2 separate regions of the Mus musculus genome follow, and region 2 is linked to region 1. A link is a contact called in ENCODE Hi-C or POLR2A ChIA-PET data. All regions are on one chromosome and are shown on one strand. The core of a region is the stretch at or near the end of the contact, and the rest is flanking DNA. Distances in the headings are between cores, read along the strand shown.

Region 1 (7,595 bases), core at 2,340-4,839:
AATTAAGGTCCCTCTTTCCACCTTGAGGGTCCCAGGGATTGAACTCAGGTCCACAAGCACCTTTGCCCACTGAGCCATCTCTCTGGCTCAATAGAGAAAAATAATTTAATTGTTTAATACAAACCTCTGTTCATATCCACTTAACCAAGCCTAAAAGTTTAGGGCAGAGAATAATTCAAAACCCAATTATAGATTTCTGTAGTTTCATGATTATTTTCAAATATTTATACTATGAAGTAAACTGACTTATTTAGTATGTAGACTACATGACAAAATTAATTTGTATACTGTTCAGCTGTAATAAATTTACTACAATCCATTTGTGGAATATTCCCACCACTCTCAAGAGGTCTCTACTTGTATTTCCTGCTTATTCCTATATTCCTACCTCCAGTCCTAGGCAAGCTAGCTCAGCTATCAGATATTTCACAAATTGAATTACATAATATACAGTATCACTTCTATCTAGAGTCTTTCATCCAGCATGTTTTTCCAGGTTCATCCAGTTGAGACATACTTCATTAAACGGGTCCCTTTTTAATTGCTAAAAAGTACCCACTGGAGTATATACTCCTTGTTGATCCATTTGCTAAACCATGTGACTTCTGGATTGTTTGGATGCAGGGACCTTAATGGTCCTACTATGAACAATCAGGAACATGTCTTTGTATGAGCAAATGTTTTGTCTTGTTTATTTTTCTTTTTGATTCCCAGGAATAAAACTACTAGATAATATAATAACTTTAAACCATAGTTATTTTATTCACTTTTTTAAAACGAAACCATTTTAAATTTCAGATGTTAAAAGAATTTCACAACTTGAATAAACAGTATTAACGGTTCTCTTAATTGTAAATGTGGACAGTCTAGATTTCTGTTACTATTGGAGAGGCCTACAGACTCAGGAACACAAGCACGGACAATGCGAAGGAGAGAAAGGAGAAAAGCTTCCTCACACAGAACCTCCAGGCCATGAGGGTGGGGTGCTGCGGATTGAGAGCGGGGCTCTGCATGCTTAGCTAGTGCTGTGGCCCTGAGCTACAACTCCTCCTAAGCCGACAGAGCTTTGCAGTCACTGTGTGCTAGGTTACCAAATAGTAAGAAACAGAAGAGCTCAACAGTCTTCACTCTCCTATATTTTCAGGTAGCTAATAACTACAGAGTATTTCTGAATAATAAATTTCAACACTTTAAGCAACCAGTCCTGCTTCATGCTTCGTTCCTTGCTTAGAGCACTGATCTGGGCTAAGAACACCAAGAACAAAAAAAGACTCAGGGTATACAGAAATTGTGATTTAGTCACTGGTAATGATCAGTAAAAAAAAATAAGAGGAAGAAAAAGAAAAAGAAAAAGAAAAAGAAAAAGAAAAAGAAAAAGAAAAAGAAAAAGAAAAAGAAAAAGAAAAAGAAAAAGAAAAGAAAGATAATTTGGGGAGTGAGTTACTCTAAAAAGCACTGCCAAGAGAAAACGTAAAGAATTAAGAGTACCAGCTGGTATACTTGAAAACTCTGAAGTCAAACACGATTAATGAGCCTGAATCCTACGGCTTAACACAGAGGTGCACTTGAGCACTCCATAAGATGGAGCCAAATAACCTGCGTTTACACAAGTGGCTTTGTGGGAACTCACACACCACTCCACCTACTCAAGAGTGGCCAGAGTACTGGCACTGTCTCAAGAGCCTGCTCGCTCCTGAGAGGTCACACCACGGCATTCTCAACTGTGTGACCATGGGGAACAGACAGCCTCAACTATCCACATCTTGCTTCTTGTAATTACTCACTCACTTTGTAAGAACTTGACACTGTGGATTTGCACGAATTACAACCACAGGCAGCAGCATGCTTGGGACTGACCCAAAATTAAAGCAGGAGGAAAAGGGCCCACCACTGCTCTGAGTTGTCGGTTTAGTTTGCTTAATGCATGGCCCTGTTTGAAGGACTTCTAATTAGGGAAATCTGGTGTTTAAATGCTATAAACAAGGGGAAAACAGTATGTTTCCATAGCCACCGTGACTTAAAAGACATTAGGGGAAGAATAATGCAAAAGAACTTTAGTCTGTTTTAACACTTGAAAACCCCAGAACTCACGTGAACTAATGCATGGTTGCCGCTGCTGCTGACTGACAATTTCAAACTCCTACTTTATGGCCACATTTACGACATTTATGGACATTTATGGAGATGCTGGACAAAATTCGGAATGGTAAAAGGAGATTCTCAAAGGCTACTGAGCTCACTGAGTCCTGATCTCAGAAGGCAAGAAAAAAAGTATGGCTGAGGGAAAGGGCAGCTGTCATGCTTCCTCTTCAGCCACATAGTAAAATTTCCAAAAGAAATAGTTAACTAAAACAAACTCAGTCATTGTTCCAACTAGGTGGCCATTTTGGGTTAGAGAAGGAGAGGGAGGGCGGGAGGGCGGGGGGGGGGGGGGAGGAAGAGAGGGAGGGAGAAAGAGAGAGAGAGAGAGAGAGAGATCTTGTTCTCCTGGCACAATATTAACTGTTTATAATTAAGCTAAAAACTTGTTCTGGTATTTTATGACATCAGGGAAATTCTTTCCTCTCTAGGCAGATTGCCAAAAACAACTAGAAGCTAAATGCCTGTGCCTTCTGCTTCTACGACACACCACTCCGTCTTGTTCAGTTTCAACTAGCGTCGCTCTAAAAGGACAAAAAACTTCTTGTTTTTCTAAATAAAACATAAATGGCCCAGAATTTGAATTGCCGATCTTAAAATTTTAAGTGACTGAAGATTCTATTAATTCTGGCAATAAAATCATTAAAAACAAAACAGGTTGCATAAGACTTTTAAACAATTCATTCACAGGCATGAGAATTTAAGGTTTCTTTTAAAATATAAAATGCTAAAACAATAAGTCTAACAGGAGAATATGAATAATACAATATTCTAAGAAAAAAACCCACAAAGACAAACATGACATTTCATTCATAGCTCATTCAAATAATCAAGGATTAAACCTTAGTTTTAACCTGTTATTTTTCTTTTTATTTTAGTATGTCTGATGTTCTCATGTAACGATAACCAGAAGGCTGAGAGAGAGAGAAAAAAAAAAGCTACGATTCAGACACTGCCAAAGGTACAGAAATATGCAGCTTACCTTCTTCGCCAAACTGATCATATATTTCTCTCTTTTTAGGATCACTCAGTACTTCATACGCTTCTGCGACCTCTTTAAATTTTTCCTCTGCTTGAGGAGATTTGTTCTTGTCCGGGTGAAATTTGAGGGCTTGCTTTCGGTAAGCCTTTTTAACATCTTCATCTGTAGCTCCTTTGTCAATTCCCAAAATGTGATAATAGTCTTTCCCCATTTCGAATGCCTTGAAATGAACTTAGATTTCCCTTTGTAAAAGAAAACAGCGTCCCCAGGCTTAGCAACACAATGATCCTGAGAAAATAAAGCAAGCTGGGTATCTTACAAGTTAAAGCAAATCAGCAACTCGGCTCAGCTGTCCAGAGGCAGCAGGCAGCGTCTCTATTTAATTCCTCCCCGGCAGCTCACTTACAGATAAATAGACACCGCACGGAGACGGCCTCAGCTAGACCCTCCCACTTCAACTACGTGTCTCTGTACTTTCTAGAACAGCGAACGAACGAACGCTACAGGACGTCACTTTCCCAGCGGCCTCTAGGCAAAGTACTGAGCTGTGCCTCTCCTCCTCCACGATTAACTATTCCCTTTCCTTCGTCCTAGCTGTACCCTTTTATTTCCTGTGGATTTAGCAAACCAGCACAGAATGCCGCAACTACATATACATTTACTCCATTAGAGGTAAAAAGGCAACAGAAATAATTATAGCCATTAGGCATCCCATGTTAAACTGATTATACAGTCAGAAAAGCCCTCAACTTACAGTAGGTATTCTAACTTCAATTTCAAGTTACCTAGCTATAAAATGTGCAGAACTAAAATATGAGGTGTTTACATTTAAAATCTTCAAATAATTTGGGTCATTTTCAAAATTTCTGGGGTCTATCGATCTGAAAAGTGAGGGAGCCACTATATAAAATGTCACATGGTAAAAGGACTGTTATAACATTGAAAAGCAGTATTTTAACATAAATAGGTGACTTAAGAATGGTTTTAACTAGGGGTTCTTTTTTTTGGAGGGGGGATAATACTTAATAAACCATTCCTTATCACAATGAAACGGAAAAGCCCATTCTGAGGGGGTCTTTATACTGCAGGGAATGTAGGGGAGAGAGGATCAGATTCCAGCACGCTCAGGTCAGTGTAACTGTCACCCGGGACCAGTTTACGGCCTGGATGGATTAGTTAGGAGAGGCAGTTAGGTAACAAGTTCCTTCAAAACACATTTCCCCTAATTTTAAGTATTTACTTGTTGACAAAGATTTTTTTGAAACAAGTGGGGGGGGGTTTTCTCCCTATCTTTTTAGTATTCCCTTGTAATATTAGTATATTTCATACCTTTAAAAAACATTTGTTGCGATTTGTTGTAATTTTTTAAATCAACAGTTTTAATCATTTTACATTTATATGTTATCTGATGCTTTCCTTCTTTAAAAATGTATCTTGAATAGATGAGAAATATTTTGAATGTAAATAACTCATCTTTTATCTCTTTTGTGGGTTTTCAATCTGTACCAGCTGGCTTTGTGTGTCAACTTGACACAAGCTGGAGTTATCACAGAGAAAGGATCAGGATCAAACATTTCTTTTTCACATTCCATGTCCCAAAGACCATGGGGAAGTTAACATCAGCAGTCATCATGAGAGTGCGACTCTGAAAGTGCATATGCCATCACACTCACCTATAAATATCTACCTGCTAATACAGGTGTAGGGGGTAGACTTGAGAGAGACTATGAAGAGAAGAGAAACTACAATTAGTAAATTAACTGCATTTAAAAATTGAATTCTTCTATTAACATGAAGCTCGAATTCTCCTTGTTTTATTACAAGTATCTAGCCTGCTGTATCATGCAATAATTCAGGACTCAGAAAAGCATAAATTTATTTTTATGTATATCAAAAAGCTTAAATGTGATTATTTTATCAATGTTAACAGCAACAAAGTTTTTGTGCATAATAGTATGTTGAAGTCAAATGCTACTCTATTTTAATGACAGGTGGATGGGCCAGAGGTAATTAAAACTCTGAAAGTCACTGATTTTGCTCCTAGCACTTTACTCAATGTTCTTACTCGGGATGCTATGCTTTAATAACCGTACAAGAGTGGTCTGTACAGAAGACAGCACTTACACCCCATACCTACAAGTAGAACACATCGTCCAACTGACACCATCTTTCTCTAACTTGATTTTCATTTCTACTTAACAAAAAACTCTTAGCTGTTGTGATGGTTCACACTGGAATCCCAGCACTCAAGGACTGAGGTAGATGAAGGCCAGTGTAAGGCACACAGTGAGCTCAGGGCCAGCTTGAGCTATGTAATAAAACCCTGCCCTTGATATACTGTGAGGAGCACAAAGACATGCGCTGACTTCTAGAACTACTTAGAAAAAAAAATCAATTTTAAAATTAGGTCACTAAAAAGGCTAACGCAGGAGAATGGCTAGTTTTAGGCCAGCCTAGGCTACAGAGAGAGATGCCGTCTCCATTAATTATTAAGATAATCTCAAAAATATTTGAGAACATACTAATATTTTACTGATGTGCTTGTTAAAAATTTTTCTACCAATATTTAATTTTTAAACAGGTCATGTTCAATCCTGGAGTTTTTCTTTTATGTATATGTACTGGCTAGTTTTGTGTCAACTTGACACAGCTGGAGTTATCACAGAGAAAGGAGCTTCAGTTGAGGAAATGCCTCTATGAGATCCAACTGTAAGGCATTTTCTCAATTAGTGATCAAGGGGGAAAGGCCCCTTGTGGATGGGACCATCTCTGGGCTGGTAGTCTTGGGTTTTATAAGAGAGCAGGCTGAGCAAGCCAGGGGAAGCAAGCCAGTAAAGAACATCCCTCCATGGCCTCTGCATCAGCTCCTGCTTTCTGACCTGCTTGAGTTCCAGTCCTGACTTCCTTGGTGATGAACAGCAGTATGGAAGTGTAAGCCGAATAAACCCCTTCCTCCCCAACTTGCTTCTTGGTCATGATGTTTGTACAGGAATAGAAACCCTGACTAAGACAGTATATGAGCACAATGTAGCTGTCTTCAGACACACCAGAAGAGGGCATTGGATCCCATTACAGATGGTTATGAGCCACCATGGGATTGCTGGGAATTCAACTTCAGATAATCTCAAATACTTGAGAACAGATCAATATTTTACCAATGTACTTAGAGTTTCTCATATAATGAACTTATATTAGAAAATCATGACCTCTAGTTCCCTACACTTCCTACCCAAAGATTAGGAATTTTTAGCCTCTTTTATTCTATGTTCTTAGTGCTTCTGACAGTTGCATATCTAACCTCAAAGCTAAGTGTGCCCAATGGTCACTACATCTGTCAAGGCAGCAGATATGGCAGTGCACTAACTGCAAATCTTGGCAGGCTGAGGCAGAAAGACTGCTGTTGAGCTTTAGTACAGCCTGGACTATAGAGTGAGCCGCAAGTCATCATCATGGGCTACATGGCAAAGAAAGAAAGAAACAGACAGACAGAGGGAGAGAGAAAGAGAGAGAGAGGGAGAGGGAGGGAGGGAGGGAGAGAGAAAGAAAGAGACAGAGGGAGAGAGAAAGAGAGAGAGGGAGGGAAGGAGGGAGGGAGGGAGGGAGGGAGGGAGGGAGGGAGGGAGGAAAAGAAAGGACAGAACAGAGAGAGAGAGAAAGAGAGAGAGAGGGAGGGAAGTAGGGAGGGAGGGAGGGAGAGAGAGAAAAAAAGGACAGAACAGAGAGGGGGGAGAGAGAGGGAAGGAGGGAGGGAGAGAGAGAGAGAGAGAGAGAAAGAAAGACAGAATATAGAGAGGGGGAGAGACAGAGAGAGAATATGAATTTTAAGGGCTGGAGAAAAGTGGTAAAAATGCATGTCTGCCTTGTATCAGACCCTGGGTTTAATCCCCAGGGGACAGAAAGGAGGAAGAAGGAAGAAAACCCACAGTGGGACTAAGGAACATCTAAACAATTATTTAAAGTACTTGTTAAAAGCAGTCTCTGGAGTCAAGCTGTGGTGGTTTGTTTATGCTCAACCCAAGAAGAGACACTAGGTGTGGTCTTGTTGGAGTAGGTGTGTCACTGTAGGCGTGGACTTTAAGACTATCATCCTAGCTGCCTGGAAGTCAGTATTCTGCTAGCAGCCTTCAGATGAAGATGTAGAACTCTCAGCATCTCCTGCACCACGTCTGCCTGGATGATAAAGGACTGGCACCATGTTCCTGCCTTGATGATAATGGACTGAACCTCTGAACCTGTAAGCCAGCCCCAATTAAATGTTGTCCTTAAAAGAGTTGCCTTGGTCATTGTGTCTGTTCACAGCAGTAAAACCCTAGGACACAGCCTTGCTGGATTAGAATTCTGGTAATGTCACTCACCAGTTGTGTGGCCTGAGATCGAAACTCTATGTCTCAGTTTCTCTATCTGTCAGTGGGGTTAATATCGACTTTGTAGGGCTGCCATGTGGATTAAATAAGCTAACACACTATATTTAAAT
Region 2 (7,595 bases), core at 3,738-6,237, 150 kb after region 1:
TTGAAGGCTACCTGCACACTTACAAACATGTAAAATACATCGTCTCTCATCAAAGCAGCCATCACGCCTGTTTAAACACCTGCATCAGTTGCTGGCCCCAGCTGACAGTGTCCTGGAGTCGCCTCCCCAGCAAAGGCCAACCAAAGAGGACCTTGGTTCCTGAATGAGGTGGGGAGGTGACTTAGGACTCGGTGGGATATGCTTAGAGTTCTGACACAATCTCAAGAATTTCTGAAAAGGAGATTTTGCTCTGGTGTTGTGTGTATGTGTGTGTTTTGTTACTGTTTTCTAGAAATATATGTATATGTACATATATATATATGTATATATATATATTATATAAATACTTGTATGCATGCCTCTTATAAGCTTTACATATTTCTATATACTTATATATATTTCAAATATTTTCTTCTTCTTCTCCTTCTTCTTTTTTTTTTTTTTGAGACAGCATCTCTCTGCATAGCTCTGGCTGTTCTGGAACTCTCTTTGTAGATCAGGCTGGCCTTCAACTCACAGAGATCCACCTGCCTCTGCCTTCTGAGTTCGGGGTCTAAGAGCGTGTGCCACCACGCCGTGCTTTCACACATTCTCTCTTTGTGAGCGTGACTTCTGCTTATTCTGAGCCAAGGTCTTATGTATACCACACAGTTCTTGAACTCTCTACTTAGCCATGGGTGACTTTGAACTTCTGATCCTCCTGTCTCCAACTCTAGCGTGCTGGGATTACTGGGGGTTGATACCATGCCCTGTTGGGGTTTGGTCTTGTGCACTGTGCATTCAGATGCTGATTTCTGTGCCCAGAGATCTGGTTACAGTCCGGATGCTGGCATTATCATTACTCAACCACCTCCTGCATCGGTGCTGTGTAGAAAGATGCTCTCCAATTATCTCTGACCGGTTACTAAAGAGCTGGCCAGCATCTGGCTGGGCAGAGGAGATAGGAAGGGTGGACATTCAATCCCAGCCCAAGGGTCCCAGTGAGAGAGCAGCCGTGAGGACACATACGGAGCAGATAAGGGGGCGGGGACCTCAAACTGAAGGTCAAGGGCCTGTGGCTGGGAAGACGATCCCTTGGGCAGAATAGCTCAGAACCTCCCCTGCCTGGGCTTACAGCTTGCTAATATACGTAATAAATAGGTCATTGTGTTGATTATTTGGGAGTGAGAACGGAGACAGATAAGGCATCATTCTTAAATTACAGCCTACAGTGCCCAGAAAAGAAATCATGATTCCTGTCCCACCCTGCCCCTAGTGTTAGGGGTAGACTCTAGGACTTCACGCCAGGCAAGTTCTCTGCAACTGGGTTACATCCCTTGCTCAATTGTAAGTGTTTATTTCATTTTTTAAGCTTTTGTGTGTATTGGTTATTTTTTTCTATTGTCATGATGAAAGACTGTAATCAAGGACTTATAAAAGAAAGACTTTACTTGGGTGTTATGGTTGCAGATGTTCAAAGATGGCAGAGCACAGGTGGAGGCGACTGGAACGGTAGCTCAAGCTCACATGCTGAAGAGCAAGCAGCAAGTGGTGCAGTGCTAAGGGCTTGTGGCTTTTGGAACCTCTAAACCTATTCCAGGAAGCTCACACCTTCTCAGTCTCCGCAGACAGCCACCCACGGCATCGAGTATTCAAATGCCAAAGGCTTATGGGATATATCTTACTCAAACGGCCACAATGTGTGTGTGTGTGTGTACACGTGTGTGTGTGTGCATGTGCATGCGTGTGTGCCTGCTTGAATTTCTGTGTACCGCATGCGTGCAGGAACCTAAGGAGGCCAGAAAAGGGCATCAAATCTCTTAGACTTGGAATTACAAGTGTTTGTGAGCCGCCAAGTGGCTGCTGGGAAACTAACTCAGGTCCTCTACGGATTCTGGGAAACACTCTCAGCTGCTCTTCAAGAGCATCAAGTGCTCTTAATGGTTGAGGCATTTCTCTGGCCCTTCCTAGCTTATTTTAAAATTATTATTATTATTATTATTAAAATTGTGTGTGCGTGTATACACGTGTGTGTGTGCGTGCATGTAAGTGATAGTATCTTTGGAGGTCTGGGTATCAAAGGTGGTCAGCTCGCCTAGTCTAGTGATAAAGGGGTTTATAGGCTGCTCAACGTGGGAATTAAACTTGAACTTTCTACAAGAGTAATGTGCTTACACACACACACACACACACACACACACACACACACACACACTGTGTACATATGCAATATTAATAAATAGAGTTAGTACTTTTTCTTGTTTCCTGTCACTATTGTGTAATCAGCCTTACCACAATCCGACCACCTTACCTTTCTCTCTCTTTCTTTCTTTCTTTCTTTCTTTCTTTCTTTCTTTCTTTCTTTCTTTCTTTCTCTCTCTCTCTCTCTCTCTCTCTCTCTTTCTTTCTTTCTTTCTTTCTTTCTTTTTTTTCAAGACAGGGTTTCTCTGTGTAGCCCTGGCTGTCCTGGAACTCACTCTGTAGACCAGGCTGGCCTTGAACTCAGAAATCTACCCGCCTCTGCCTCTCAAGTGCTGGGATTAAAGGTGTGCGCCACCACTGCCCGGCCCTGCCTCAGAAACTTACTCACAGTCAACCCCCTGCCTCACACACTCACTCAGCGTCATCATGCTGCCTCACACAGTCACTTAGCGTCATCCCCCTGCCTTACACATTCATTCGTGGTCATCCCCCTGCCTCTGAAACTCAATCACAGTCATTCCCCTGCCTCAGAAACTCCCTCACAGTCATCCCCCTGCCTCAGAAACTTTTTTTTTTTTTTTTTGGTTTTTTAAGACAGGGTTTCTCTGTGTAGCCCTGGCTGTCCTGGAACTCACTCTGTAGACCAGGCTGGCCTTGAACTCAGAAATCTACCCGCCTCTGCCTCCCAAGTGCTGGGATTAAAGGTGTGCGCCACCACTGCCCGGCCACCTTAGCTTTCTTGCGTGATAGATTATGCCCTCTTATTTCATGGGCCAAAAATAAAATGGAAAAAAAATTTCTCTTAAATTGCTCCTGGTGATTCATGCCTTTAATCTCACAAGTCAGGAGGGAGAGCTCAAGGCTAGCCTGGGCTACATAACAAGACCCTGACTTAAAAACAAAACACAGTAGTTACAAAGCACTGGCTGCTCTTCTAAAGGAATTGTGTTCGATTCTTTGACCCCATAGGTGACTCACAACCATCAATAACTCTAGTCTTGGGACCCAAGACCTTCTTCTGGCTTCCTAGGGCACCGGTTATTAAGATTATACACAGACATATATGTAGACAAAGCACCCATACAAATCAATCAATCAGTCAATCAATCAATCCTCCAAAAATAAACCCCACCTTTACAGTAAAAGTGCACACTGAGGACCTCTGTCTTCTGGGCAGCTCGTGGCGGCTGCCATCTTGAAATCAGAAAGCAGTAGTTAGCAGCATGAACCCTCACATCCTGTGCCCGTTAGCATTTCCCCATGGACACAATGGCGGGCACCCAGGCTTATGCAGCACCTCCTATCTCTGAGGGTATAAATGTAGTTAACAATGCTGGAGGCATGGGAGAGACTCATTGTTGGTATAGCTACCCTTAAGTGGTCTATGCTTGAATGACCCCCAATTAAAACACTTATTTGGCCTGATGTTGTTATATCTGGGTAAATAAAAATGAATTTCCTGGGGAAAACCATTCAATAAAAATTGAAAGCCGGGTGTGGTGGCACACGCCTTTAATCCCAGCACTCGGGAGGCAGAGGCAGGTGGATTTCTAAGTTCGAGGGCAGCCTGGTCTACAAAGTGAGTTCCAGATCAACCAGGGCTATACAGTGAAACCCTGTCTCGAAAAAAAAAAATGACAATATTACTGATTTGGATATCAGTGAAAGCAAACGAGCAATATCTGGAGTAGGCCGAGGGTAGAGTGGTGGTAACCATGGGGCCTCCCACACAGCTTCATTCCCTTGCGCCAAGCCCCAGACAGCAAGGAGTATCATGGTTAACATCCTCTGATTCCACTAGCAGAATAATTAGAAGCCCTCAGATTAGTCGCCTGCTTCTGATGGAGACTGGCATTTTGCACAATATTTAGATACATGCTCCCAACCAACTTTGGGGTTAATCATATAGACATGTCTTACTCTGTAATCCAGGCTAGCCTCAAACTCACAATCCTGCCACAGCCTCCCAAGTGCTGGCTTTACCGGGGTACACCACCATGCCCAGCTGACAAACTTTTTCAGCTTTGCAGTTTGAATTCACATATTATAAAATCAAACAGTGAGGGGCTAAAAAGATGACTCCTGGTTAGGACCACTGGCTGCTCTTCCAGAGGACACTGGTTCAATCCCCAGCACCCAGAAGGCAGTTTAGTTCACAGTTGTTTGTAACTCCAGATACAATGGATCCGACATCTTCACTGAGATATGCATGCAGGCAAAACACCAATGCATATAATAGAAATAATTGGAAAAATATTAAAAAGTGAATGTAACAGTCACATAAGTGGAAGGTTTTTTTTTTTTTTCCTATTGCTCTAAGTACCAAGAAGATCTCAAGGTTTCAGTAACTATTTCATTTGATCTTGATTTAACCTAGTGGAAAATGGTAGAGATTAATTTCTTCTTTGTATATATGGCAAAGAGAAATGCATTTGCTTCCAGAAAATGTAGGTCTTAAAGGAGTTATTAGAAAAGCAAGGTTTAGGACTAGCCTCACACTGCAGCCCAGACTGGCTTCGAAGTTACCGCAATCCTCCTGCCCCAGCCTTGAGCTAGCCACTTCATATTGCAAACTTCAGACCTTTCTGAGGCTTTCCGTACTGCGGAGTTTATAATGCACCGCGACGAGACCTTGGGAAGCTGTCTTGTGACTGCAGAGGGTGGGAGAATAGGAATAAAAGCAGAAATGCGGCCGAAGTGGTGTACACGTCAGCTCAGGTTGCCTGTCTAGCACAGGCCTAGCGGAGAACCGAGGCCAGGCCCGAGGCCCCGCCCCGGGGCGTGTCTCCCCAAGGTCCCGCCCCCAGACGCCCGCAGCGGCCGCGGAGACACCGGAAGGAGCGGCGGCTGCCGAGGGAAGCGTCGGGCAGCGGTCGGGTTCTGCGGGCCGCGCTGCGGAACCGTTTTGCGGCCCTGCGGATCCGAGCGCTCAGGCTCCGAGGAGGAGTGCGCTGGGCGGCGGGCTGAGGTGAGCGCGGCGGACGGGCGGGCGGGCGTGCGGCGGCGGCGGGCCGGAGGGAGGGCGGGCGCGGCCGGGCTGAGGCTCGCCCCGGCGCGCGGCCCGGGCGGCTCGGTGGTCAGGGATCCGGGTCGGGGGGCGCGACCTGTGCGCGCCGCCCCGTTATTCATTGCTACGAACGGGAAAACCGAGGTGTCACCGTCCCAGTGGCGTGTCTTCGGCCGACGCAGCGTTTGGGTCGAGTCCAGTCGTAGCGTCTGTCGGTCGCAGCTTTTGTTCGGGTCACATTTCCACGGTGTGAGTGCTTTCCCAAGCGCTCAAGCATTTTTCAAATACAAAATGCTCCTCGTCGGAAAATTCGTCATGTTGACCTGTTAGGCAATGTGATTGATTTGATTGCCTTAGGGGCTTTGCACACAACTGAAGATTAGGGTTTACATTCTGTCGGAATCAGTATTAGGCCTGCGAAATGGAGCCAGGGGCTGACATCCTGGCTGGAGCAGAGTCTAACTAAACTGAAGACGCGTTTTACCAAAGGTCTCGAGACTTAGTGCTTAATGTAGAATTCTAGAATGTTCTCTCTCTCTCTCTCTCTCTTTTTTCTTCTTTAAATTTTTTCGAGACAGTCCAATGTCTGGCCTCCCAAGTCCTGATCCTCCTGCCTCCATCTCCCAAGTTGCTGGGATTCCAAATGTATTGCCACCATGTCATGCCAGATATTTTTTTGTTTGATCTGACAATTTTTTTCTTTACGAAAAACCTGTTACCAAAGATAATGAGAGTCAGGGTAGACTGCTCAAGCCTAGAGATGCCTTTGGCAGAAGATAACATTTGGAAGGTGGAGGAAGGTAGAGAAGGACTTCCAGGCTAGCCTAGGCTACAGGAGCCCCCATTTCAAAGCAAGCAAGCAAGCAAGCAAGCAAACCAAAGAGGCAGGGGAGGGGAGGGAGAGGGAGAGAATGAGACCATTTCTCCGAGTGTCTTCTGTGGTTGAGGGTGCAGTTGTATCTTATGGAAAGGTCAGAGCAAATCCGATGATTGCAGCAGGCTATTTGATCTTATGAATGCTGGCAGTGAGTTTGTACTGTTAATATAAGTATGGAAGAATGAAAATTTTATAACTTGTTTCAGTAACTTATACTATGCCGATAGTTTTGTTATTTCATTTACTTTGGCAAGATGAGAAAAACTACACAAATATACATGGGGGCTATATTTATGATTGCATGCTATTTTTTTTTTTTTTTTTTGGTTTTTCGAGACAGGGTTTCTCTGTGTAGCCCTGGCTGTCCTGGCACTCACTTTGTAGACCAGGCTGGCCTTGAACCCAGAAATCCGCCTGCCTCTGCCTCCCGAGTGCTGGGATTAAAGGCGTGTGCCACCACGCCCGGCTTGCATGCTATTTTTTGATCTGCATTGCCAGTTTTCAGTTACTTTCCTTTTTAGTTCATGTAGTATATGAATAAGCAAATCTCTCCACATAGTTGCAGCAAGTAGGTGATTTGCTGTTTTCAGGATCCTTTCACTTACAAAATCTTACTTGATTCTGTTCCTGTCCTCTGACGAATGCCAAATAGCCTTTTCCCAAGTCAGAGTTTCAAGCTTGTGTAAGGATCAGCCTTTCCTTCTGAAACAATATTGCCAAACCAGCCTGTACTAGAAATTAGAATTCAGGTGGATTAAGGCTGAGCCAGGTCGTGGTGATATGCACCCCTTTAATCCTAGCACTTGGGAGGCAGAGGCGGTCTTAACCTCTGTACATTCCAGGCCAGCCTGGTCTACAGCGAGAGTTGACAGCCATGGCTACACACACAAACCCTGTCTCAATCAGTCAATCAAGCAACCAAGTGGAATAAAGATTATAAAATTATGAGAGACTTAAATGCAGCGTTTTAAAAGCTTGAGTTTTTTTTTTTTTTTTTTTTTTCTTTTTCTTTTTTTGAGACATGCTGGCCTTGAAATTGCTTGCGGCTCAGGATGACCTTGAATCCCTCTGGACTTGCACCATCTCCTGTGCTGGGACTGTAGTGCTTACCAACCTGCTGGTGCAAGAGTCTGTGCTGCAAGAAAATGACGTAAAATGCTCAATGATGTCTAAGAGGGGAAATGTGGATTATTTGAAAAAATAAAGAGATGAGGGGATAGTATTGCCCAGATGGGCCTGGAACCTCACTTTTTCCTATTCTAGCCTCCTCGGTGGCTGGGCCCACAGTACCACATCTGCTCCAGATCTGTTCCCTCAGTATAGGTGCAGTTCTAAAGCTGTTAAAAGTCTACATTGGGGTTTCAGGAGCATGTTGGTAGTAGAACAAAGAATTTGAGGTGAGTACAGTTGGTTTATCTTTCTATAAGAAGATTCACGGGGCTGGAGAGATGGCGCAGTGTTTAAGAGGGCTTACCAAGGTCCTGAATTAAATTTCTAGCTCAAGTAGGTAGCTTGAACACCTTTATCTGG

Evidence for each region. A loop is a pair of places that touch in the nucleus more often than their neighbours do. ChIA-PET counts read pairs that join two places held with the same protein, here RNA polymerase II (POLR2A).
Region 2: a loop to region 1 is called in a map of T-helper 17 cell, with 2.3 times the contacts of the local background. The contact joins the promoter of Usp33 here to the promoter of Dnajb4 in region 1. A Hi-C loop is called at or near these places in 1 of 37 maps with a recorded cell type or tissue (T-helper 17 cell). POLR2A ChIA-PET finds 5 or more read pairs at or near these places in 1 of 5 experiments (Patski).

Annotation. Positions count from the first base shown.
Region 1 is chr3:152,190,256-152,197,850 of GRCm38, forward strand. It overlaps Dnajb4 (DnaJ heat shock protein family (Hsp40) member B4), which reads right to left and starts at 3,590. Exons shown (of 3, transcript NM_025926.5): 1 at 3,122-3,590. The coding sequence starts at 3,332. Gm40180 (a long non-coding RNA gene) reads left to right here and starts at 7,316. Exons shown (of 3, transcript XR_867759.3): 1 at 7,316-7,355.
Region 2 is chr3:152,341,491-152,349,085 of GRCm38, forward strand. Usp33 (ubiquitin specific peptidase 33) reads left to right here and starts at 4,988. Exons shown (of 24, transcript NM_133247.3): 1 at 4,988-5,149.